Linked DNA regions of Homo sapiens: region 2 is linked to region 1. A link is a loop called in an ENCODE intact Hi-C map of the cell type or tissue named here. Cell type or tissue: ascending aorta. All regions are shown on one strand. Each heading gives the region's core, and the rest is flanking DNA. Links, peaks and the distances in the headings are about the cores only.

Region 1 (12,337 bases), core at 1,840-9,839:
ACTCCAAATGAATGTGGAATTGCAGAGATGGATCTGCACCAGCTGATTTATAGGGTGTGCTTAGAGAGCAGGGGCCAGATGAAAGGCTGGGGGACGGGAAGAGGCAGCAAGAGCCAACACTAGATGGCGTTAATCTCAGGCCATTGTGTGGCAGGAGTGGATTCACCTTGTGTAGCTCCAGCTGCCATACTGTTAGGGACCAGGGGCAGTAATTAACTGGGAAGCTGTGGTCAGCAAAACTACCCATAACATGAGCTATTGGCGAGGGCATTGCACACTCCAGTTTGCAGAGGACTTTTGCATGCCTCCCCATGGGGCCCTCACCGCAGGCCTGGGAATCAGGTATCCCTTGCTTTCAGAGCTCTTGCCACCTGCTATCCTGAACTCTGAAAACAAACAGGTCGAAATAAATAAAATTATCCCTTGCTGGCCAAATTCTTGCTTCCTGAATTGGGAACCAAATATATTCGAAGAGTGATCGATATTTGTATTATTGTTATCTATTGGAGGCTTAAAGAAATTAAGAGACTCAGTTAAGGTCACACAGCTAGTAAATAGTAGAGCTTGGATTTAGAACCAGGCCTGTTGGTTATAATCCTTGCTTGGAATTAGACATGCCTGTGAAATGTGTGGTGGTGGGGAGGGTCCTGTCACCCTAGAGTTAGGAGCCCTGAACTGAGCAGGGAGTGAGATTGGCCAACCTCTTAGATTACCCTGTAACCAAGGGCCCATGATTTTATGCAATCAAGACTGTTTAGAAAAAGTGGCTATCTAAAGTACAGAGGTATGCAGGCCTGAACAGAGGCCAGCCAGTATAAAACCAGCCATTGACTGCTCTCTGGTCTGCAGTTGCTGTGACCTCTCACAAAACTGCCCCTTTCATGGGAGCAGAGACAGTTAATAGTCAGAGAAGAGCCTTGTGGAAGCACCATGGTGAATGTGGAGGCAGACAGTGAATCTCATCATTCATTCACTCACTCATTTTTCATTCAATGAGCACTTTAGAAGACACTGTCTATGGTAGGCTTTGGGCCAGAAGCTAGGGCTACAAAGGTGAACAGAGATCTGGCCCTTGCCCTGGGGGAGCACGGTCTGGTAAGGGGGATACACACATGAGCGGATGACACAGTACATGTGGCAAGTTCCATCATGAAGACACACAGGGAGCAGCTTACCCAGCTTGGGAGGTGCGGGAAAGGCTTCCTGGAGCTGTCCCCTGAGCAGAGTCTTGAAGGATGAGTTAGCCAGGTGGAGAAGCAGGAGAAGGGCATTCCAGGCAGGTGGACAGCAAGGGTAAAGGCATGGAGGTGAGAAGCAGCATGGTGCACCGAGGGAACAAGAAGCTTCTGCACCACGAGGAGCCCACGGATGGTTTAAAGCACGGGGTGACGTGGTCAGATTTGCATAAAGATCCCTCTAGCAGCTTAAACCAGTAGCAAGCAGTGGCAGTAACTTTTAAAGCTCAGCATCTGAAGCTCTCTTGGCCCCAGATAAGAGTTCTGGGGCCATCTGTCGAGATCACTATATACAATGCCAGGTTAACAAGTAATTGAGGCCCATTACATGAGGACAAGGGACAGAAATTTAAGCTCAATTCCACTGGCTGAAATAAAATGCTCAAAATGGCAGTCTCAGATCCAATACTTATATACTGCAGATAATAATGGATACCAGTTTTATCTTGGTACCTCCAGGACTGAGTATATTTTTTGTGAATGAAGAATCTGCTGGACAATTCTGCATTTAGTAACCTACATTGCAGTCACCCAGGCAAGCTAGTACCAGAAGGAGAAAAACTGTGTATTGGCTGTGATAATTGGTCAGTATAGCCAGGACGTCTGAGCCAGATGTATATAGATCTGACCCCATTCTTATTTTCCCTCAGTTTGTATCCGGGTCCCAAGATTTAAAGAGGGTACTAGGCAAGCTTGCTGGAGGACCTGGAATGGCCCAGCCAGAGTGTGGCACTGTGGGGTATGGGCTTAGTTTTTATTGGGGGGTCCCACTTGTCTGAAACCTGATTCTTTTCAGGCCAGCTGAGCCTCCTTCAGGTGAGAGGGATAGACAGCAGGCTATGGAGCTGGAAGCCTGGATTCCAGTGCTTTCTCCATCTTCTAAGCCTGACCAAGCTGGCAGGTGTCCCCTCCTCTTTGAGCTTCCCTTTCTCCTCTGTTACATGGGGCCAACACCTGCCCCATAACATTGGGAGGGTTCAGTGGAATGGCACAGAAAGAAACGCTTCATAAGCAACGCATACATATAAATTGTTAGAATATTACCATTTAGGTCTGTGGACTCAAGGTAATTCAATAGCTGTAATTCTTTAAAAGCAATCTTCTTAAGAATGTTTGCCTCAATCAACTTCGTGTATTACTAACAGCTAAGTATATATCTGTCAGAAAGTGGACAAGTACTTTCAAGTACTCTAAAGGGAGGGGAAGGGCGTGAAGTGACATGTTTAGTGTCCTCCAGGGGTTCCCTACAGCCCTCATGTCATTTCATCCTCATTCTGCTCCTCTGAGGGGGGGTATTAGTGTCCCCATTTTCAGAGGAGGACACTAATGCTCCAGGAGGTTAGTGAGAGACACAGCGTTGCACGGCAGCACTGGTTTCCACTCACGAACTTTGTAAATGCCTAAGTGCACTGTCCATGTTAACCAGTATTCATAGGGTAAATAACAAAATACATAATGGTGTTAATTCTAGTTCTCCCTGTTGTAGGAATTCTAGGATGGTCTAGGTGTTATGAGGATATATGCATCAAATGGCAGTGGGGTGGAAGTAGGGGTTGAAACACATGCCCGGTTCTGTGAGAGTGGAGTTTGGGCTCCCTTTGTTTGAAACAGCTGTCTTTCCTGTTCCAGTGGCCTTGGCTGCCCTAGCCGCTTTCCTAACCCTGCTGGTCTCAGGTGGTGCTAGGGGTGAAGCCTTGCTTTAACGCAGATGGTTCACAGGTTATATCCTGAAAGAAACTTCTGTACCTATGGTCCTGAAAATGTGAACTGCTTTGAGACATTTTAGCAGTAAAAGGAGCCTTAAACCACAGTGACACACTAAAGGAGTCCATAGCCTTTGTGAAATGGGACTTGACGCTCCTCAAATCTATGAGAAGTGAGAAGCAGGTTGTAAATTCTTAAACCCTAGTGAAACAAAAGAGGGAAGAATTTCATGAAGAACACAAAAACTCTAAGGAAGAATTGAAATACATTTATAGCTAACTTAGCAACAATGACCTATTTTGAAAATAGGGGGCTGGTTTGAATTTTGTTTGTTTGCTGTTTCAGGGAGGTAATGTGAGTGATGGGTTATAGATTTGCCTCCTGGGGCTCTGGGCAGCAGAGGGGAGCATGGTGGGAACCACAGGCGGAAGAGCCCCTGGGGGAGCCCTGAGCACGTGGGCAGCACTGACAAAGCTGGCAAGGCCCCTGCCTTCCTGCCTTCTCCATTGCCCAACGCTTGCCCTTTCTCTGACTCTGAGTGTGTCTCACCTTCTCGCACTCTCTTAGGTTACTCTAGGTGTCTTCATATGTGTGCTTTCCTGTGTCTTTTTCTCTCTGTGCCGCTATTTCTACCTCTCTACTTCTCGCCTGTCTTTCTTACCACCTCTCTCAATCCCCGTTTTGTCTCTCTCCCTTAACTCATCAAAAGAGAGCTTAATAATATGCTTTTATGTATTTGTTTTATTTCTTGAGCAGCTTTTGTGTTTTCTGCCTCATACAAAAGTAGACAGGTGGGTGGGATGTTTTCTATTCATCTGGAAAACAAATACATACGGCTTTTCATTTATACCACCCTTGAATGATTTCTACCCCTGCCTCCCCCAAAACTCAGCAATCAGGTCCAGCAATAAAAGTCCACCCTAGGGCTCCTAGCTTAGAGCAAGAGAGGATCTGTAGTGTTGCCTGACGCATAAGCAAGCAAGAGAAGCATGACAAGGGAGCATGCAGGGTGTAGGTACGCTTTGGGCATATGGAAATGGAGATCCCAGTTAGCAACCGCCCACTCACGTGCACCAGGCCTCTCCACCACCGAGCTCTGTCACTCTCCAGCCTGTGCCATGACCCTCCCAAGGGAGCTACCCCCCCAGAACTGAAGTTCACCTGGTGTTTGATGGCCCCCCTCCGACCTTTGCTTGGGCAGACCCCTCTATCTAGCATGCCTTGGCCACCCCCGGCTCTGTTCACCTGGTCAACACCTACCCATTGCTGAAGTCCTCCCTGATCCATGGAACCAGCTAGAATGGCCTCCTCCTTCGTGCCCCACTGTGATCAGAGGCGGGGTCTCAGTCATCCTGGTTTCCCTAGTGCCCAGCACAGTGCCTGGCACATAATAGGTATTCAATCAACATATGTTGGAAAAATGAAGAGTATAAAATCTTTTGTCTTCCACTTTACCAGAAGGATAACAAAGTGGGCAAACTTGGTCCTAGCTTTCAGGTTCCCACCCAGCCCCCCAGTTTTCCATTTCTAGACTTGCTCCCTGCAGTGGCCTTGCCCTTACATATCCACACCCCAGCTGCTTTCCAGGGCTCCCTCTGCCACAGAGCCTTCCGCAACTCCCCAGCCCTAGTTGGAAGAAGCCTGTCCTTCATCTGAGTTCCCAACTACCTGATCTGTTGTTGCTTGGTGGCCTGTCTGGTGGCTGTTTCAGCACCCCCACATAAGGCACACACACGACTGTCACCCCCACAACCCACAGTGAGCCAGCCCCCTATGGGTGGAACATCCACAGTGACCATAGATTAACTGAGCAAGTGAAGGCATCTCTGCCATCCCTTGGGAGGAGAAAAAGCCAGAAATGACAGTCCTGCCAGTCGACAGGAAGGAGGCAGAGAGTCAGAGCCCAGCCTCCCAGTGTGGCAAGGTGGTGCTCGGTGCAGGCGGTCGCTCTTCCCGGCAACATTGGATCAAAATGTTACACTACCTTTTTGGCCAGTGCGTCTCCCGGTCCATCTTCGCTTTCCCAAAACTTAGCTCTGACTGCTTGCCAATAGTATCTGAGAGGCAATCTAAAAGAGTCAAGCTGCATTATGGAGAGCCCCAGGAAGACTGCAGGGCACAGCTCATCTTGCAGAGAATGGCTCAAATGCAAAAGGTTCATTCCTTCACCTACTCAGGTGGGCCTCACCAAGGAAATAAGATCAAGAAAGTGGTGTTCGTCTTTAGCATTTATTTATAATTGGAAAAACTGTTTGTTTGTTTGTTTTTCTGAGCAAGCACAGACCACAAGCACGTCACAATCAATTGGCTATACATGAATATTTTTGTCATTCTCTTACAGCAGGAATGAAATAGCACCAAGAGAGGTGTGCGCTACATGTTACATAGACAATCTGTGGTATGCAACAAAACCCAGGCCACAAAATCGTAATTAGACACTTCCTGTCTGCCTCAGAGAGGCAAAGAAAGCTATGTGGACCGAATGGGAGCACAGACAGGACAGATTGCTGAGGGAAGCCAATGCGCAGCTCTTGGGGCTGCTTTTGCAGGCAGGGAAACAGCGGGAAAGCTTCAGTCCCAGCTCCCTCGCCAGGGAAGGACGGAGAACCACAGGGAAATGTACAGAGGCCAGTGGGACGAGCTTTGGAAGCTTGGTCACCTTCAGGAAGGCAACACCCAAACACTGCTTGTGGAACCAAAATCAGTTTCATTCAGTACGTTTGGGATATAGAATGAGACTGGCTGAGTTTTATTTGTAAACAGTAGAAATCAAAGGAAGTCTCTTGCCAGTAAAGTGACACATTCAAGAGTCAAAGTGAACTACAAACAGGGTTTTCTCAGTGGGTGTGTTAAGCAGAAGGGGATACTGACAGGTTGAAAAAGACATGCTACAGGTCCTCTAAAGCCTTGGGTGAGGGTAGGAAGTTGGTCCCTGGGGCAGTGAGTGGGGGCGGGGGGTGGGGAAGCCTGTGGGACCCTTATGTCAAACTGCGATTTGGGCAACACCAACTTGACTTGGTCATAGGGATCAAGTCATGTGCACCCTCTGGTTGTGTGGCTGTGGAGACAGATTTCTTTATACTGCCCACCACGCCTAGCACAGTGCCTGGCACACGGGCTTCTAGCAAGGGAATGCTAAATAAATGATCCCCTGTGCATTGTAAACTCTGATTTATTTGATCTGCAAAAATAAATGATTATTCTATGGAGAAATCCAAATTGTGGCTAGCATCAACATGTCTGACTAATGCCAAATCTTGAGAGACTGAACATACATTGGCAAATCCTCTGGATACAATTAAGATCATGTTGCTAGAGCTTTCTGCTAAATGTTAAGATTAGCTGGCAAAGAGTTGGAATCAGTGCCAGGATCCACTCTAGTCATTTCCTGATAGCTTTCAAAATCTGTGACTCATAAACACGGAGACCCACCAGCATTTTCTACCTTCCTTCATACTTCTCCTTCCTCACAGTTTTAAACCCTGAGATAGAAAGGAAGGTCGCAGTGGGCCTGATCAACAACTTCGTTTCTGATATTCCTGTTCTGTTAATAATTATGGCTCATGTAGCACACGCCGAATTAATTTACAAAAGACTTCTCACTCAGCCCCAAGGTGACAACCAAAATGATGTAAGCAGAGACTTTGCTGCCTGAATGGTCGGAGTAAGAGAGAGTTCGTGGAGGCTCCACTTCCTCCAAACCAGAAGGACCTAAAGGGACTTTGAGGTAAGGAACTGTGAGACCCTCACTCTTCACCCCTTTCATTGTAAAAGAAGAGCAAGCCTGCGCCGGGGCTTGACACCGGACGGCAGCCCAGTGTGTCAGAATGCCGGGGACAAGAGGATTTTAAGGACAGGAGATACAGAGTGTGCTGAGCAATATACACGTCATATTGGCAAATATTATTTTTCTGGTAACTATTTTGAGTTCCCTCACAAGCACTGGGGTTTTTTTTTTCACAACAACTCCCTGACTAATTCCTACAACACAACTCTAGCACAGCGAAGGTGGCACTTGCCACCCTTGGGGGCTTTGGCCACACACACACACGACACGGAATATACTGAGAGCTGCTTTTATATATTAATGAGGTCAAAGCTGCTTGCTAATTAGTTAGCAGGGCAGTCTCCTAGTCTGCAGCTAAGTCACAGACATTCTCCCTGACCTGAGGCCTGGCACCGCTGCCCTCTCTGAGGAGCAGACCAGAGCGGTTCAGGAAGGGAGAGTAAACATCGCCACACTTGCCACTACATCTACGCCCCCTTGGGTCTCAGAAATGGAAAGTCAAATTCCAAACACACTATCCCTACACCTTGAACTTTCTTCCTCAGACATCTCCAACCGGTCGCTCTGCGAAACCAGCAGCATTGGACAGGTGGTCGGCCGAGGAGAATCAGAGGAAAACAGCCTCCTCATTTCTGTGATCTTCCTATGACAGCTGGAATGTACCTAAAACACCTAACCTTCTTCACCAGCCCTGATCTAGTTTTAGTTATCAGTGGCGTATCTATGACTCGGTATACAATTTAAAGCCCACTGATAGGAAGCTAAACACAGGCACACATTTCTAATGGACGATTCTATGAAAAGACCACTTAACAGACACAACTCCCTTTTATTGACATTAAGGCCAAGGTTGTTTCTTTTTTTGTTATTTTTGTTTAATATTTCTTCAAATTTTGTCAATTGCTGAAGCCCAGGCTGAGCTTCTGTGGCACATGACGATTCTCTGAATTTTTGAAAAGAACACATGTACCTAAAGTTCAAAATCGACCAGTGACACAGATCTTGGGGATCTGGGAGGAGGAGACCCCACAGACACTTCCAAGCACTGCCGGGAGATTCGTTTCGCCTCTCAGACCTGCCTGCCTTGCTCATCAGCATGCAGTCAGAGTGCCAGGGGAGGGCACAGCCAGCGGCAACGCTTCCTGGTGCTCCAGGGGCTGCCCTCAGGAGGAGGCCTGCCACTCAGTCTGTGAAGCAGGATTCTTCCATCAAAAGAAGCCAAACCAAAGAGCTCCTGGAACACTCAGGACCAAGGCAGATGAGAAGCCTCTAATTAATTTTGTGGCCTTTTTTGGTTTGTTGGTTTAAAAAAAAAAAGTTGGGGGGAGGGAGAGAGAGAGAAGAGTAAAAGGAAAGTGCAGGGAAATTTACTCTTTCGCCTCAGCCAGTTTATTGTTCATCTCTTTGCTTTGCTCCTTGTCGTCTGGCTTGGTGGTACTCGGGCCCTCCGCGCTCTTTTTCTTGGCAGCCTGGCCTGACACCGCCTGCTTGTCTTTGGCCTTCCTCGTGGGCTTATGGCTCGCTGAGGTCTTTTTTGGTTTGGAACTCTGAACACTAGGTTTTTCCACCTGTACGGAGAGACAGACCGCAAATACAGAAACACAAAAAGGTGGGGCGTGGGAAGGAATTTAGAGAGAAAAGATATGGTTAATTAAGGAATGACGGTAATGACAGAGGTTGGCTCAGGTGGAGCACAGTGCATAAGGTGTTCCCAAGGACATTAGGGCATTCGGCATCTCCCGTCTGAACTCCCTGTTCCGTCACTTTGGCAGCACCCACTGGCCACGTGGTCTCCCTTGTCCTGCCAGCCTTCCACCGACCACCCCAGGCAGTGGGCCATACCACTGTTGGGCAATATTTGAGCCCCTCCCTGTAGGAAGTTAACACCTCATCACGTTGCTCAACTCACCCACAGGCATAGGATTTTGCTTTAGTCAATGAAATGTGAGCAGTGACTTGGGTCACCTTCAGGCGGAAAATTTGAGAGTCAGCCTGTGCTGCCCAGTGCTCTCTTTTCCTCTGCCACAGAGACAGGCTGCTCTGCCACCCAAGACCCAGATGGAGAGGCAACGAGGGTTAGAGTGGCAGCCAACCCACAATGGATATTAATGAGAAATAAACCTTTGTTGATGTAAGATGCAGATGTTCTGGGGCGGTGGGTCGCTGCAGCACCCGCTGGCTTCCCCTGTTCTGTCTCTAGGCTGGCTCACCCATATGGAGAAGCATCCTCGCTGAGATGCTTTGGGCAGGGGGGCATCTCCAGTCTCAGCTAGGCTTTCCACTGCCAGCACTCTGCTCCTCCTCTCTGCCTGGCTCCTCCACCATTTTCCCCAGAGCAGCAGTTCTAAGCTCACTCCACTCTCCCCAACCTCCCTCCTCTAGCTCTGTCCCCTTCATCTGGAGAAGATGGCCTTGCCTGCTCTTTCTCAGGAAACTTCGGAGTCACTGAAAGTGACCCCTCAATAGGCCACCCCCCTCATCTATCTCTAGATTTAGTTTCCCTCATTTTCCCTCCTTCCTTCTCTACGTCCTCTTTTGTCCAATGCTAACCCCATGCCCCGGGTGCCACACCATCTCTGGATGGACAGAGCTGATGCTGGGCCTTGCAGGCTGGATCATTCACTCACTGAGGTGCAGCGGCTTTCAGTCACTCCTGACCTGTAAGGAAAGGAACCAATCGTCCTGGTTTGCCTGGAACTGAGAGGTTTCCTGGAACACAGAACTTTCAGTGCTAAAATGGAAGAATCCCAGGCAAACTGGGTCGGTTAGTTACCTTACCCATAAACTGGTCCTGGGCCAAATAGGAAACTCCACTGAAGTGCAAGACTTTAGGACAAAAGCAGAGAAAAGGATAATTAGGTTCCAGAGTTATTTAAGTTCTCAGGCATTTTCTGCTATTATAGAGAGGACAGTGGATATTTGTACAATTCCATGGGGCCTGACATCAGAAGATGCTAGATTGCATGGCTTATATGATTCCTGCTTCACCAGCTATATCTCCAACATGCTTCTCCTGATCACGAACTCCTATGTAAGGTGGAGGAATGTTACCTTAGGAAAATCCTTGAGTCCACTTTCACAAACTGTTCATTTTGGTAACAAATGCTGGGAACATATATTATAGCTGATGTGACAGGTGTGTTGTGACAGACCGAGAAGTCATAGTGGATGGTGTTTAGCCCGAGAAGATGAGAGAGGGCAGGTGCTTTTCAGGGACTAGGGAGGGAAGAAAGGGTCCAGTGATTGGAGCCAAGGATGAGGCAAGGCAGGGTCTGGTGGGAGGGGAGCCGGGCATGGGGGCCTACAATACTGGGCCAGCCCTTCTGGGGCCCAAGCACATCTATTTTAAGACAAGGGGATTTAGGGCTCAGGTGAGGTTTTCTGCCATTGTTTATCTGGATTTCTCAAAATCAGAAGCTAATTCCCTGGAAATCTGCCAGCCTTTAAGCTGTCTTTATTTTAGGTGATGTTCCTCTTTAATATTCCCTTTGAGTTTAACAAAGGTTCCTATTGAAGATGGCCCTGGGTCTCAGTGTGCTTTAGAGGAAGCAGGGATTTTAAAGGTGCCCGTGGAGGCTGGGCCAGATTTGACAGCAGCCCACCCCATGCTCTGCTGCAGTTAACCCTTATGGTCCAGGCTGTGCTGATGGGTTCCCACAAGGTCTGTCTCACCTTTGGGGGTTCCTTGAAGGGTTCGCTGTAGAGGCTGCGTATTCTTCTGCGATCAATGACCTTATTGTCAGCTGTTGTTGGCTTGCTGGCCTCTCCTTTGAACTGAGCACTGTAGCTGGTCTCATGAACCATCTTATCATCTGGGGGCTTGTACTGGGGCTTGGCCTTTATTGGTTTCACAGGCTTGATGTCCGTCCATGCCCTGAATTCATTCCTGTTAGTCAAAGAAAGCATATGTGATATGAAGCATCATCTGCCTGGAAGCAGAGCTCCTGACACAGGGCTGCAAACACAGCAAGCTCTCCATCAGTGCTTGCAGCATTGACTGAAGTGTGGCTGGAGGGTTAGCCTCACTCTTTCATAAGGAAGAGTGCAAGTCTCCCTTCTTGCAAAGTTGACCCAGGTTGGGTTGTGGCAATAGCAGTTGTGCCTTGGAGAAAGAGATCAGGTTCCCAGCTCCACACTGTGTGACCATGGGCAGGCAATTCTAATCTTCAGGGCTCTTTTTCCCAATCTTGAAAATGAGACTGAAAAAACCCAACCCATTCAGTCATTCATGAAGTCAAAAAATATTGAGTGCCTGCTATGTGCAAAGTTGAAGAGTTGTGAAATTAAATGAGACAATGTATTAGGCACACTGTCTGATATATTGTGGCATATCAATGAATGCCAGTTCCCTTCCCCCCTTTTTCATAATGAAGAACTTTTGTTGCCCAGATTCCTTGAGGATAATTCCCCCATTTGAATAGCAGAGGGCTTGCTTCTTGGAGGGCCAGAACTTTAACAATCTTAATCACTTTAGATGAACATCCTCGTGAAATGTCTAAATATTTGCAGATCGTTAGTAAGCAACACAGACTGAACATAATTTGGAGATCACAACTACGACTTGTGTTGGGCTGTGTGTGTGTAGGAGCATCTTCGTGTGCTTTGGTGTAAATGGCTATTGGTCCTTATCCTAAATGATCCTCATCTGCTGCTTTTTTGAGTCAATGTGTCAGTTTTCTTGTTCTCTGCAATCCATCTCGTGGTTTCTAATCAGCTGTTTATGATCTGTTATAGGGCTGGAGAGTAGATGGCTGACAATGTTCAAAACAGAGTTAAAAAATGTAGCTGTTGACACAGGCCACGAGGGTCTATTCTGTTTGTTAAGTGCACGAGAGTCAATGCATGAACTCTGTGGCTTCTGGGGTCTTTATTGGGTCTGTTCTCCTTTGGGGGCACAAAAAGCTGCACTGTGGGAAAGGAGGAGTTAGGGCATGAATATCTGTGGAGTTAGGTTCTTCCAAGTCCCACTGTCTCCCTCACTGATGACTCCCTCCTTCGGGGCTCAGAGAGGAGTGCCAGGAACAAGGAGGCCGCAGGAGGCAGGAGAAAGAGCTTGGACTGCGACGGAGACACGCAGGCTCTCGTGCTAGCACTGCCTTATGCTGGCAGGCCTTTCCCTGCTCTGAGCATTCGTTTTCTCATTTGTAAAATGAAAGAATTAGGCCAAACAAGGTCCTTATAATGTCCTTCTAGCTCTGAGGCTGTCTTAGTTGATAAAGCTGATTTGGTAACACTGAGCCACTTGCCGGTTATTTGACCTCCTGTTCTCCGTATTTCTTTAGGGGAACTGGCTCATATGTGAAGAGAGACTACTGGCTTTTAAGAGACCCTTCCCTGAGCTTCAGACTCTCCTTTCCAGTGCAGCCTGGGTCCCCACCTAGATGCCCCATTGTTATGGTTCGAATGTTTGTCCCCTCTAAAACTCACGTTGAAACTTCATCCCCAGTGTGGCAGCATTGAAAGGTGGGGCCTGTAAAAGGTGACTGGGTAATGAGGGCTCTGCCCTCATGAATGATTTAACCAATTCCTGGATTAGTGTATTAATAGGCAATTGATTGATGAGTTGCCATGGGAGTGGGACTGGTGGCTTTTATAAGAAGAGGAAGAGAGA
Region 2 (12,337 bases), core at 4,338-12,337, 49 kb before region 1:
CCAAAATTAGAGAGATGAGTCTAATGACCCCATCACGTACCCATCATTCAGCCTCAGCAATAGTGGGTCATACCAATCCTGTTTCCTCTGTGCCCCAACCTACTTCTCCCAGTGTAATTTGGAATCAAATCTTCGAGAAAGAAAAGAATGACTTCCTCCTTGCTTCTGAAAAATTAAAAATAAGAAGAGCCACTGCCCTCCACTGTTTGATTAGAACACTAAGGTTAGGGCATAAACCCGAGATTAAAGCTGGCAGGATCCATGGAACCATCCCAAGGACGGTGGGGTTGGTATATGTGTCCTTCACCATCCAGCTCCCACCACTCTGAACAGTGCTCGGCACATAGTAAGTGCTCAACAGATCATTCTGGTGCTTCTCCTCCACTTGCTCCTCTGTAGCCTTCCCAGGCAGCGGCTTTTCCTCTGTCAGGCATGAGCTGGGGCGGATACTCAGCTCTTCATCCGAGGCTGCAGGCTGGTTCTGCCCACAGCAATCCCATCCCAGGCTTGGCCAAGAGGAGAATTACTTTGCAGAATACAAGACATAATGAGGAAAAGCATCTACTTCAGTGCTCTGTAATGGTAGCCACTGGTTATCATAAAAGCAGTGGTGGCCAGGCGTGGTGGCTCACGCCTGTAATCCTAGCACTTTGGGAGGCCGAGGCGGGTGGATCACTTGAGGTCAGGAGTTCGAGACCACCCTGGGCAACTGGTGAAACCCTGTCTCTATTAAAAATACAAAAATTAGCCGGGTGTTGTGGAACACACCTGTAATCCCAGCTACTTGGGAGGCTAAGGCAGGATAATTGGTTGAATCCAGGAGTTGGAGGTTGCAGTGAGCTGTGATTGCACCACTGTACTCCTGCCTGGGTGACAGAGGGAGACTGTCTCAAAAAAAAAATTAAAAAAATAAATAAAAGTGGGAAGGAGACATCCAGAGAAAAGTTTGGGGGCAGGAGGGTGGCATATGGGCAGACATTTTCGGAACTTCACCGTCCTGTGTGGAAGGTGGCATAGAAGGGGTGAGAACAGAGGCAGCAAGATAGTGAGGAGACAGGAGCCACAATCGGAGAAGGATGAAGGTTTGACCCACCTGGGAAGGGAACCCCCAGCACGTGGCAGAGGGAGGAGCTGAGAATCCTTAGAGGCACATCTCTAAGGTGCCAGAGGTCCCACTCCGCCTGCCTTTGAGCTCCGGATCCTGAATGCCCCCAGGGAGGCTTTGTAAAGATCCTTCCTAGGACTGGCTACATTTTGCAGGACCCATTGCCAAATGAAAATGCAGGGCTCCTAGTAAAAAAGATTACTAAGAATTTCAAGATGGCGACAGCAGAGTACTGAAATAAGAACAGGGTTCTTTGCACAGGGCTGCTGATACAGAAAGAGAACATAGGACATCCAGTTAAAGTTGAATTTCACATAAACAATGAATTTTTTATTTTTATTTTTTAGTTTGTCTGTCTTGTGCAATACTTGCAATAACATGTTTCTGTTGATCTGAAATTCAAATTTAACTGGGAATCCTGTATTGTACCTGGCAACTCCACCAGGTGGGTCCTGTTTCCTCCCTTAACTGGAGCTCCTGGGAGTGGTTCAGGCTTAGGGTTCTTCCAGGATAATGGTTTTCAAACTTCAGCCTGCATCAGAAACATCTGGAGGGCTTGGTAAAATCCAGATTGCTTCCCCCCAGCCAGAGTTTCTGATTCATGCCTAGAGTACAGCCCAAGAATTTTCATTTCTGACAGGTACCAAGGTGATGCTGATACAATTGGTCCTGGGACCACACTCTGAGAACCACTGCTGGGGTACATCACCCTAGGAAGCCCCTCAAAGAGATAGAAAATCATAGTGACCCAAAACGGACACCAGAGGGCAGAAGCGCCCACTGGTCAGGCTATAGGACCTGCCCACTGGCCTGGGGCTGGGCTTACACCTTTGCTGAACATTTGTTCTGTGCCTGACCACGTCCAGGGCCCTGGAGCAGACAAAGAAAGACGTGGGTCAGCATTAGTCTCTGCCCTGAGGGGCTCAGGGTGTGGAAAGGGAGACAGATGTACGAAGTGAGAATTACAATTGGTGCTGAGATGGGGGAAGCACAGGCTGTGGGAGCCCAGGGGAGGCTGGGGGTGGTCAGGGCCCGCTTCCTGTAGGAGCCTGAACAGAGGGTAGGAGCCATCCATACCGGGAGAAGGGGAGGAGGGGCTTTCTGGGCATAAGAATACACAAGTACAAGGGCGCACACTGGACAGTGCCAGGGACTGCTTGAGGAGGAGTGCAGAGGTAGAGGACAGAATCGGTGGGCGGGTAGCCTGGTGAGGCTGGGGCTTGGCAGATCCTGAGGGTCTCAGGGAGCCCCAGGAGGGTTTTAACTAGATGGTGTGTTAGAATGAAGAGTGTCTGGGAAGAGATACCAGAGGCAGGGAGGCCTAGTGAGCAGGAGGGTGCAGTGGTCAAGGGAGGAGGTGACCAGGGGATGCAAGGGTGGCCCAGTCTCTCTCATCTGTTCCTTCATTCCTCCATTCATTGCACGTGTGTATGGAGCAACTTCTCTGAGCCAGGCCCTGGGTTGGGTGCTGGCTGCCGGCTGCTGGGACTTGGCATTGATGAAGACAGTTCCTGGCTTATGTGGAGAGCTCACATTTTAACTGAGAAGACCACCATCCAACAGCCAACCTCACAGTGAGCCAGCTAGTTACAGTTGTGGTCCCTGAGGGATGGGTACCAGAGATATCAAGGGAGCCACATGGCAGGGTCTGGGCAGAGTTGGGGTTAGGGTGGGGGTAGGAGGCATCTCTCAAGAGAGACCCTGACCTGGGCATCCTGACCTAGCGAACAGATGCCTCATTCAGCCCTACCCTGGTGCCTCCGTGCCGCAGCCCAGAGCTAACAATATGGCCATTGACAGCTCCTGCCACTGCCTGAGGTCTAGCTTTGCTGCCCCCATCCATCCTTAGCCACACAATCCTGGCCTTCAGTGGGGAAGAAAGAGCAGGATTATACTCAGGTACTAGGGACTGGGCCCACCCCTCCACCAGAGTCAGCCTGGCCCCAGCCCAGGTGAGTGCCCAGCCAGGCACCTTCCTCAAATGTCCAGTGCTCTTGCTCTAAGCATGTGAAGAGTCCGGCAGCTAGAAGCAGAAGGATGCAGGAGATGACCTGAAATGCCAAGGGGATGCCGTAGACTCGCAGGGCTCCTGGACGCACACTGTAGAACATTTGTCCATAGAGATGGGATTGGCCTCACGAATGACATAGATGCAAATCAAGCTAACTGGAGCATTACTTCTAGAAGGCTGACCTTCTTGCTATTCCTAGAGCATGCCTAGTTCATTCTAACTGTGGGGCCTTTGCCCATGCAGCTCCCTCTGCTTGGGATCCCCTCCTCCCACCATAAAGGTCTCCCTCCTCCTTTGGTCGGAGGAAGAATGGCTCCCCAAAGACATCCATGTCCGAATTCCTGGAACCTGTGAGTGCATTACCTTGCATGGGACAAGGGACTTTGCACATGAGATTAAATTACAGATCTTGAGATAGGGAGACTTTACTGGTGGCCCAGTGTCATCAGGGAGGTCCATCTCAAGAGGGAGGCAGAGGGGTCAGAGTCAGAGAAACAGATGTGATGAGGGAAGGAGAAAGCAGAGAGAGAGGGAGATTGGCGCTGCCACACTGCTGGCTTTGAAGGTAGAGGCAGGGGCCACAAGTCAAGGAATGCGGGTGGCTTCTAGAAGCTGGAAAGAGCAAGGAAGCAGATTCATCCCCAGAGTCTTTAGAAGGAGTTGCTAGCCCATTTAAGTCTTCTGACCTCAAAACCATAAAAGAATAAATTTATATCATTTGAAGCCACTAAGTGTGTGGTACTAGATACAGCAGCCACCGGAAATGATTACAGCTTCTTATTCAGATTTCAGGCTGCCTGGTGTAAAGTAGTCTTACCCACAACACCTGTTTTCATTTCTTGCTAGCCCTCATTATTACTGGAAATGATCACATTTCTTTCTTAGTTTATTGCGTGTCTCCACTCGCCAGCACACCAGGCTCCTGGAGGGCAAAGATCTGGTTTTGCCCACTTTTTTATCCCAGTACCTAGAACAGTGCCTAGTAAATTGTGGGTTCTCAATAAATCTTTGCTACGTGAGACTGGGAACGGTAGCTCACGCCTATAATTCCAGCACTTTGGGAGGCTGAGGCAGGCAGATCACCTGAGGTCAGGAGTTCGAGACCATCCAGGCCAACATGGTGAAACCCTGTCTCTACTAAAAATACAAAAATTAGCCGGGCGTGGTGGTGCATACCTGGAATCCCAGCTACTTGGGAGGCTGAGGCAGGAGAATCGCTTGAACCCGGGAGCCAGAGGTTGCAGTGAGCCAAGATCCCAACCGCTGCACTCCAGAGTGAGACTGTGTCTCAACAACAACAAATCTTTGCTGGGCACGGTGGCTCACGCCTGTAATCCCAGCACTTTGGGAGGCTGAGGCGGATGGATCACGAGGTCAGGAGTTCAAGACCAGCCTGGCCAAGATGGTGAAACCCCATCTCTACTAAAAATACAAAAATTAGCTGGGTGTGGTGGTCAGCGCTTGTAATCCCAGCTACTCGGAAGGCTGAGAATTGCTTGAATCTGGGAGGCAGAGGTTGCAGTGAGCCGAGATCATGCCACTGCACTCCAGCCTGGGCGACAGAGCGAGACTCTATCTCAAAAAAAAACTTTGTTGCATGAAAGGAAGAATGAAGAAGTAAAGGACTTCCTCTGACTCTCTCTTATGTGCACTGAGGGCAGGGAAGGGGGGTGCCTTGGCTGGTGGAGGGAGGCCTCAGAACCATGAGAATGGAGTGAGGCCTGGAGGGCTGCAGAGATCTGTGGGAACTGCAGAATTTGGGCACATGCTGTCCAGTTTACAGGCCACTTCCAACCCAGGGTCTTTTTGTTGTTGTTGTTCCTCGGAACTACCTGGAAGAGGAAGACAGGCTTGAAAGGAACCATGGCTCTCACTTTGCAGGTGGGCATCTAGGTTCTGGATGGTGGTTTGAGGGTTAGGGAGACACTGCCTCTCCAGCAAGGGTCAGTGGGACCTGAGAGGGGCCTGAAGGCCCTGCCTGCTCCCCAGAGCCTTCCCGGCACCTCATGTGCCAGTTCTCCTTGGCACTTGGGCTGCCAGCCTTTGCCCCTGCTCTTCCCCCTGCCAGGGTGTCTTTCCTCTCCTTGCCTTCTTCCAGGGCTGGGACTAGGGTGAGACAAGTGAAAACTAAAAGGAGCACCAGAAATCTCAGTAATCAGGATTAATCATATTTTCATGTAATTATTGTTATTATTATTATTTTTGAGATGGAGTCTCACTTTGTCGCCCAGGCTAGAGTACAGTGGCGTGATCTTGGCTCACTGCAAGCTCCGCCTCCTGGGTTCATGCCATTCTCCTGCCTCAGCCTCCCCAGTAGCTGGGACTACAAACACCCGCCACCATGCCTGGCTAATTTTTTGTATTTTTAGTAGAGACGGGGTTTCGCCGTGTTAGCCAGGATGGTCTCTATCTCCTGACCTCATGATCTGCCCTCCTCGGCCTCCCAAAGTGCTGGGATTACAGGCATGAGCCACCATGCCCGGCCTCTTGTAATATTTTTTAAAAATCAAAACAAATGCAAAAAATCCATGATGAACAAAATATCACATTTTAAATAAGGACTTTTTTATTTTTCCTTTTGTCTCAGGCTCCAATATGGCTTGACACAGTCCATGCTACTAATCCTGTCTGAGACTGGCAATGTAATTTGTGAGGCCTTTTCTTCAAAAATTATTATTATTTGTTGCCCAGGCTGGAGTGCAGTGGTGTGACCTCGGCTCACTGCAACCTCCACTTCCTGGGTTCAAGCAATTCTCCTGCCTCAGCCTCCCGAATAGCTGGGATTACAGGCACATGCCACCATGCCCAGCTATTTTTTTGTATTTTTAGTAAAGATGGGGTTTCACCATGTTGGCCAGGCTGGTCTCGAACTCCTGACCTCAAATGATCCACCTGCCTCGGCCTCCCAAAGTGCTGGGATTACAGGCATGAGTTACCGCGCCCAGCCTCAAAAATTATTAAGAATTGCAGCGGCAATTAGCCGGGTGTGGTGGCGTGGCTCCTGTAATCCCAGCTACTCGGGAGGCTGAGGCAGGAGAATCGCTTGAACCCAGGAGTCGGAGGTTGCAGTGTGCATTCCAGCCTGGGCAACAGAGTGAGACTCTGTCTCAAAAAAAAAAAAAAATTGCAGCGGCTGGGTAGTGGCTCAAGCCTGTAATCCTGGCACTTAGAGAGGCCGACGTGGAAGGATCGCTTAAGCCCAGGAGTTCAAGACCAGCCTGGGCAATAGAGAGACCCTGTCACTACAAAAAATACAAAAATAAGGCCAGGCACGGTGGCTCATGCCTGTTATCCCAGCACTTTGGGAGGCTGAGGCAGGTGGATCACAAGGTCAGGAGATCGAGACCATCCTGGCTAACATGGTGAAACCCTGTCTCTACTAAAAATACACAAAAAAATTAGCCAGGCGTGGTGGCAGGCACCTGTAGTCCCAGCTACTGGGGAGGCTGAGGCAGGAGAATGGCATGAACCCGGGAGGCGGAGCTTGCAGTGAGCTGAGATCACGCCACTGCACTCCAGCCTGGGCGACTGAGCAAGACTCCGTCTCAAAAAAAAAAAAAATAAATAAAAAATAAAAATAAAAAAAGAATTGCAGAATGTCAGTAGTAACCATCAAATCACTTGGGAGGGTCTGTGAGACTGCACAGGCTGTACACCCATGAGGTTGGCCCTGATCCTGTTTTTATTTAAAATTGTGATATTTTGTTACTCATAGAATTTTTGCATTGATTTAGATTTTTTGAAATATTGCATGAAACATGATTTACTTTGATGACTGAGGTTTTCGGTGCTCTCATTAATTGTGCCCCCAAGGCAAGTGCCTCACTTGCCTCACCCTATTCCCAGTCTTCTCTGCTTGGTGTGCACTTCTCAACCTTAGGTAGCCTCCTCCAAGAAGTCTTCCCTGACCCCTGATCCCACACTGGATTGGTACTTCTGGGCTCCTTCTGGCTGGGCTACAGTCCCAGAGCTCCTCTGCTTCCTCCCCTCCGTCCCATTCCTGAGCACCTGGTGTGAGTCCCATTGTTTAAGGGAGTAGATTTGGTTTGCTTCTGTGTTCCAGAAGAGGGCCTGGCTCGGAACAGTTGCTCAGGAAAAGTGGGTTTTGAGAGAAAATGAGTGGTCTGCCAGTGCTTGGAATTTTATGTCAACACGATGTCTTTGGGTCAAGCCCTTCTGTCTCCAGAAGTTCCTTGGTAAAACCTCTATGGGGTAATCCTTGGGCAAGACTCTATCTCTGAAAATGCCCAGTGGTGGCAGAGCCAGCTCTGTGGGCACTAGACCTCCTCATCCCCCGCCCCACCACCCATGGGCACCATGGCAGAGCCAGCCTCACCTTAGGTGGCAGGGCAGAAACCTGGCATGGGTGTGGGGCTGGGCCAGTCCTGTGGACCTGTGATGCTGGCCTGTTGTTGACCCGCTTGCTCCTGCACAAACCGTGCCAAGCTCCATCTTCAGGCCAAGCCCTGTAGTTCCTCACCTCAGGGACTCACAGCCTTGCTCCAATAACCTGGGTCCCTGCCTTGTTCGGGGGACCAGACTTGGTGTCTAGATTTGTGTCCGGGACAGAACCTTTCTAGTACTCAGCACCACCATCGTTAGTCTTCTAGGTACCCTGTGTCAGGGAGCTGGAGGAAGATGCCTATGAATTCCTGAGCCTCAGCATATGCTCTGATCAGTCCTTTACCCCAACTATGTCCCAGGACTCCCTCAAGCCTGGCCAGTGTTTATCCAGCTCTCCCTTCTTCATTGTTCTAACAATTTAAAGCCTCTGCCTGGGGCCTGGGCAGGGTTAACAAAGTAATCAACTTTAGGCAGTGCCCAAAATGTGAGTGGCTCCCAGAGTCCTTGGCGACACTGACGCCAGCACAAACCTTCTGACACCCTTGCAGGTATGGCCCAGTGGCTGCTGTGGACAGAATCCCAGGCCCCAAGCAAGGAGAGCTAGCTTCAAACCCAGCTCTATAATCTCTGCTTGTTTGGGGCTCAGTTTCATCATCTGCAAAATGGGGAGAAAATGCCTACCTCATAGCAGGGTGATGGGAATTAATGGAAAATGCAGGAGCTCCTGGCACACCACAGGCACTGGGAAATGCTAGCTCCCTTTCTCCTGTGCTTGCTTTTGGTGTGAAGACCAGTCAGCTGTGCTCCCTGGGGACTCCCTTCCCGCTCCAGCTCCCAGCCTCTGAGTTCTTTTTCACAACTCTCTGTGCCAACTCAAGAGATGGGGAAACTGAGGCTCAGAGGGATCAGGGACTTGCTGAAAGTCAGGTGTAGAGTCAGAGGCTGAGCACAGGCTGGAATCTAGGAGCTGGGGCTCGGCCAGAGGTCTGGGCTTGGCAGGTGGCCAGCTCCTCCCCTCCCGTGTTTCCCCATCTGGCCCTGGGAATGCTGAGCCTGTGAAGCACAGCTGTATATATAGCATCAGCTATGGGCTCCTCCCCCATCACACACACATGGGCACACAGACACACACAGACCCAGCCAACAGCGCTGGGTGCTTCCATGAAAGGCGTGTTTCCCTCCTGAGTCAGAGCAGACCCCGAACAGACAGCCTTTGGGCCTGGCTGGGCTGCAGTCCCAGAGCTCTAGGCGGCCCTGAGAGCCAGCCCCCTCCCTGCTGGAACCTCTGGGCAGCAGCCAGCACAGCTGCATCCCCTCAGCAAGGCCTGCAACGATAGGCCCACGTTGCATCAGCTCGGCCTGTCTCTGGGCCTGCTCCGGCCCCAACAGCCAATGGGGCCCGGCCGAGTGTACAGACCCCAGCACTGGTCCAGCCCACCCCACCACCATCACCGTGCGGCCGCCTGGTCCTCCTTCGCTCTGGGCTAGGAGGAGGGCACCGCTGCTCCATCGCCTGTGGCATGGCCCTCTCTCTGTGCCCCTGCCCCCACCAGTGGCTCTGCCAGCTCAGCCTTGGTTTCCCTTCCGGGAGGTAGCAGGGTCACCCCTTGGCCTGGCGTGGGCCCATTTCTCCACAGCCTCTGTTCTCCTCAGGCTCTGTGCTTGCTCTGATCCGCATCTTTCACCTGTGGCATCTTTCAGTTACTCTCCTATAACCATGATTCACAAATTGTCATCTTTGGACAGGCCTTCTCTCCTGACAGAATTACGGACATTACAGCCTCCTGATGTCTCCAGTCTATGGAGCCCACCAGCTTCCCCCAGAGCTCACTGCCTTCCCCCAGAGTCTCCATTGCAGGAAAGGGACCATTTGCCACTTGTTCACCAGGCCAGACACCAGAGAGTCCTCCTTCCCCCTTCTCCCAGGCCCTCCGTGCCCAACCCACCGCCACTGGGCCCTCTCCAGCCCGAGGCCCCTGCCTGGTCTGGGCACCAGCATCTCTCTCCAGGTTACCGAGCCATTCTCTCCTCTGGCCTCCCTCTCTCGCTCTCCATGCAGCAGGCAGAGAATGCAAAAACGCAGGGTGACCTGTCACCAACTTCCACAGCTTTAGTCACACGTACCCCCCTCCCATGGTGGCCTCTGTGGGGTCTCGTGCCTACCCTCCCCTGGCTGCGTCCCATGAAATCTTGCCAGGATTTGGCTCTTTAGCCTGAGGCCTAAAGCCAGCAGGTCTGGGCTGGTGGGAAATGCCAGACCTGGCCAGAGGAGCCACAGCCCCAGCCTCCCACCTTCCCCAGGGTTGCAGCGCAGTATCTCTGAGCCCCAGGCTCAGCACCACCACTTCCCCAGCCACCCTCGGACAAGCCCCCTTCAGGCTGGAGCTTGATACCCTTCTGGGTGTTTCTTTTCTATTCACTTGGTTGATTTTTTTTTTTTTTTGGCTGACTATAAAAGTAATATATGCTATTGAAAACAATTCAGAAAAGCAGAGAAAAGAAAATAAAGATATATATATTCTATCTCCAAAGATAAACACTATTAAACGATGTAAGAGTATTTCTTTCTAGCCTTTCTCTATGAATATTTTATATACCTATGTATTTTGTATTAATACATATACTATACATTCATTCAATAAAAAACCCATGCTGGGCGCAGTGGCTCACACCTGTCATCCCAGCAGTTTGGGAGGCCAAGGCGGGAGGATCGCTTGAGCCTTTGGAGTCCAAGACCAGCCTGGGCAACATGGGGAGACCCTGTCTCTACAAAATTAAAACATTAGCCACGGTTGGTGGCGTACACCTGTGGTCCCAGCTACTTGGGAGGATGGCTTGAGCCCATGACATCTAGGCTGCAGTGAGCCATGTTTGCACCACTGCACTCCAGCCTGGGCGACAGAGTGAGATTCTGTTTCTAAATAAATAAAAAATAAATAACCCCAAATCTTTTAATAGCAGAAACTTTTAAAAAATTAAGTGAAAATCACCCCAAAACCAGCATTAACTTTTTGGTGAAATGTGAACATTCTTCCAGATATCTGCAGCTCTCCCGTGGAATTTTCATCAACAGGCTGTTTCATAAACGGCTTTATTTTTTATCCAACAATCCACCAAGCGATCTTTCTGTGCCTGGGGATTACAACAAGCTTTCCCCTTTTTGACATCTGCAAATACTTCATCCCTTATTGACCTTCTCTCCAATTTTTTGTTATTACAGACAAGGCTCTGAAGAACATCCTTCTGCATATATCTATGCTCATATTTTTAAACATCATTTCCTTAAGTGAAATTTCTAAAAATTGATTTTTTTCCAAAAGAACATGAATAATTTCAAATTGTGAAAATGTGTAAATAGGTAATGTACGCTCTGCACGCTGCTCTTCCACTCTAACACCAAATTCAGTATCAGGACATAAGAACTTCCTGGCTTTTTGTTTTTTTCCAGCTTCATGGTATTCTCAACCCCTATGGCTGGACAATTAGGTTGTTTCTGATTTTTGCTATTATAAATAGTGTTGCAGGGAATTATTCAATAACATATTTTTATTTAAAAGTGCCAACCACCTTCTAGAAAGCGTGTGCCAATTTTTCCTCCTGCCAGGAGTGTGTACAAATACTTTTACCTGTTTAAAATTAAATCCTTCAAACTCTTCCAGACTCAGCCCATATCCCATGTTACAGATGAGGAAATTGAGGTGCAGAGAGGTGCAGTGACTTTCCAAGGTCACCAGGGACAGATCCCAACACAAACTTTCTGACTCCCAGGCTGGGCTTCTCCTGCTTTGCCAGACTACTATCCTCTGCCTGTGCCTCCCCAGGGAAGTCCCCACTCCAGTCACAGCCCTTTGTTAGCGTCGTGTGTATGTGCAAGGTGAGGTGTGACTGGAACTGATGGGACAGCGCTCAGAGGACAGAGCAGGAATGGTCAGAGGACAGGGAAGGAATGGTCAGAGTGGCGTCTACGGGTTGTGTAAGATTTGACCAGTTGGTGAAGATGTGAGCAGAGGTGTGGAGTGGAGAGCCTAACATCACTTAGTGTTCACAAAGTCCTCTGCTATTCATTATTTTATCTGTGTGTCTCATCATCCTGCAGACTATCAGTCCTATTTTACAGAGGGGTAATTTAAATCATGGGTACATAGCCAAGAAGTGGCAGACCTGGGGCAGGATCCCAGGTCTCCTAACCCCCAAGTGAGGGCATTTCACACTCCATAGCACAGCAGGGCTGAACTGGGCTGAAGCAGATTAGAGGTGGTTTGGCAGGGTGTAGGGGGTGGTCAGAGCTCAGGAGTCCCTTTTCTGAGTGTCAGGGATGCTAAGACAAGGGAGGACAGCCCTGTAGCCCACCTGGGCATCACTGTTATTACAGGCTCAGCAGCACCTAAGGGAGAGGAGAACAAGACGGGAAGGGAAAGGCAGGGCTGTAGTTAACACACATCCTCCATCCCACCAGCCCTTCAGGCCTGGTCTTGCAGGCACTGGAGCTGGTTCCATGGGTTGCCAGAGGAAGCCTGAGAGAGGGAGGCTGGGAGAGGGGGCGGGGAACCTGATCCTGTGTATATGTCAATACCCAACAAAAACTTGTGTAGGGGGGTGGGGTGCATTTGGGTTACTGGAGTTACACAGACATGTGTGTACATGGATTGTGTGAAGGGGCTGCTCAAGTGCCGTGTGTGCACCATGTATGTGGGTGCACATACGCCTGTGTATATAGCGAGTCAGTGGGCTTGTGTCTCCTGGGTATTGTGCCAGGCATGTGGGTGAAGGCGCTGGAGTTCCTATGTGGCTTCGCTCAGCACCAGGATTGCAGACGGGTAGGGGCGGGCCTGCTCTGGGAGGAGGAGGGGAGGAATCATGTGCCCACCCACCCCCAC

What was found. A loop is a pair of places that touch in the nucleus more often than their neighbours do. Peaks named below come from ENCODE experiments on the same cell type or tissue, not always from the same donor. Only the 100,000 strongest peaks of a DNase experiment are listed, where the experiment ranks them.
Region 2: it touches region 1 in a loop (3-fold over the local background); 11 of 110 quality-filtered maps call a loop at or near these places.

The regions. Positions count from the first base shown.
Region 1 is chr11:75,597,711-75,610,047 of GRCh38, forward strand. MAP6 (microtubule associated protein 6) reads right to left here. Exons shown (of 4, transcript NM_033063.2): 2 at 10,399-10,612; 3 at 8,098-8,294. Among named protein-coding and RNA genes, the nearest start is that of MAP6-AS1, 21 kb to the left of the region's middle. In ascending aorta, for the core only: no CTCF peak of the experiment used is centred there; DNase peaks (open chromatin) are centred at 6,323 and 6,747; H3K4me3 peaks cover 438 bases; H3K27ac peaks cover 2,323 bases.
Region 2 is chr11:75,545,867-75,558,203 of GRCh38, forward strand. No RefSeq gene overlaps it. Among named protein-coding and RNA genes, the nearest start is that of SERPINH1, 10 kb to the right of the region's middle. RefSeq lists enhancers at 7,155-9,841, 7,822-8,569, 8,626-8,675. In ascending aorta, for the core only: no CTCF peak of the experiment used is centred there; a DNase peak (open chromatin) is centred at 8,645; H3K4me3 peaks cover 1,620 bases; H3K27ac peaks cover 5,049 bases.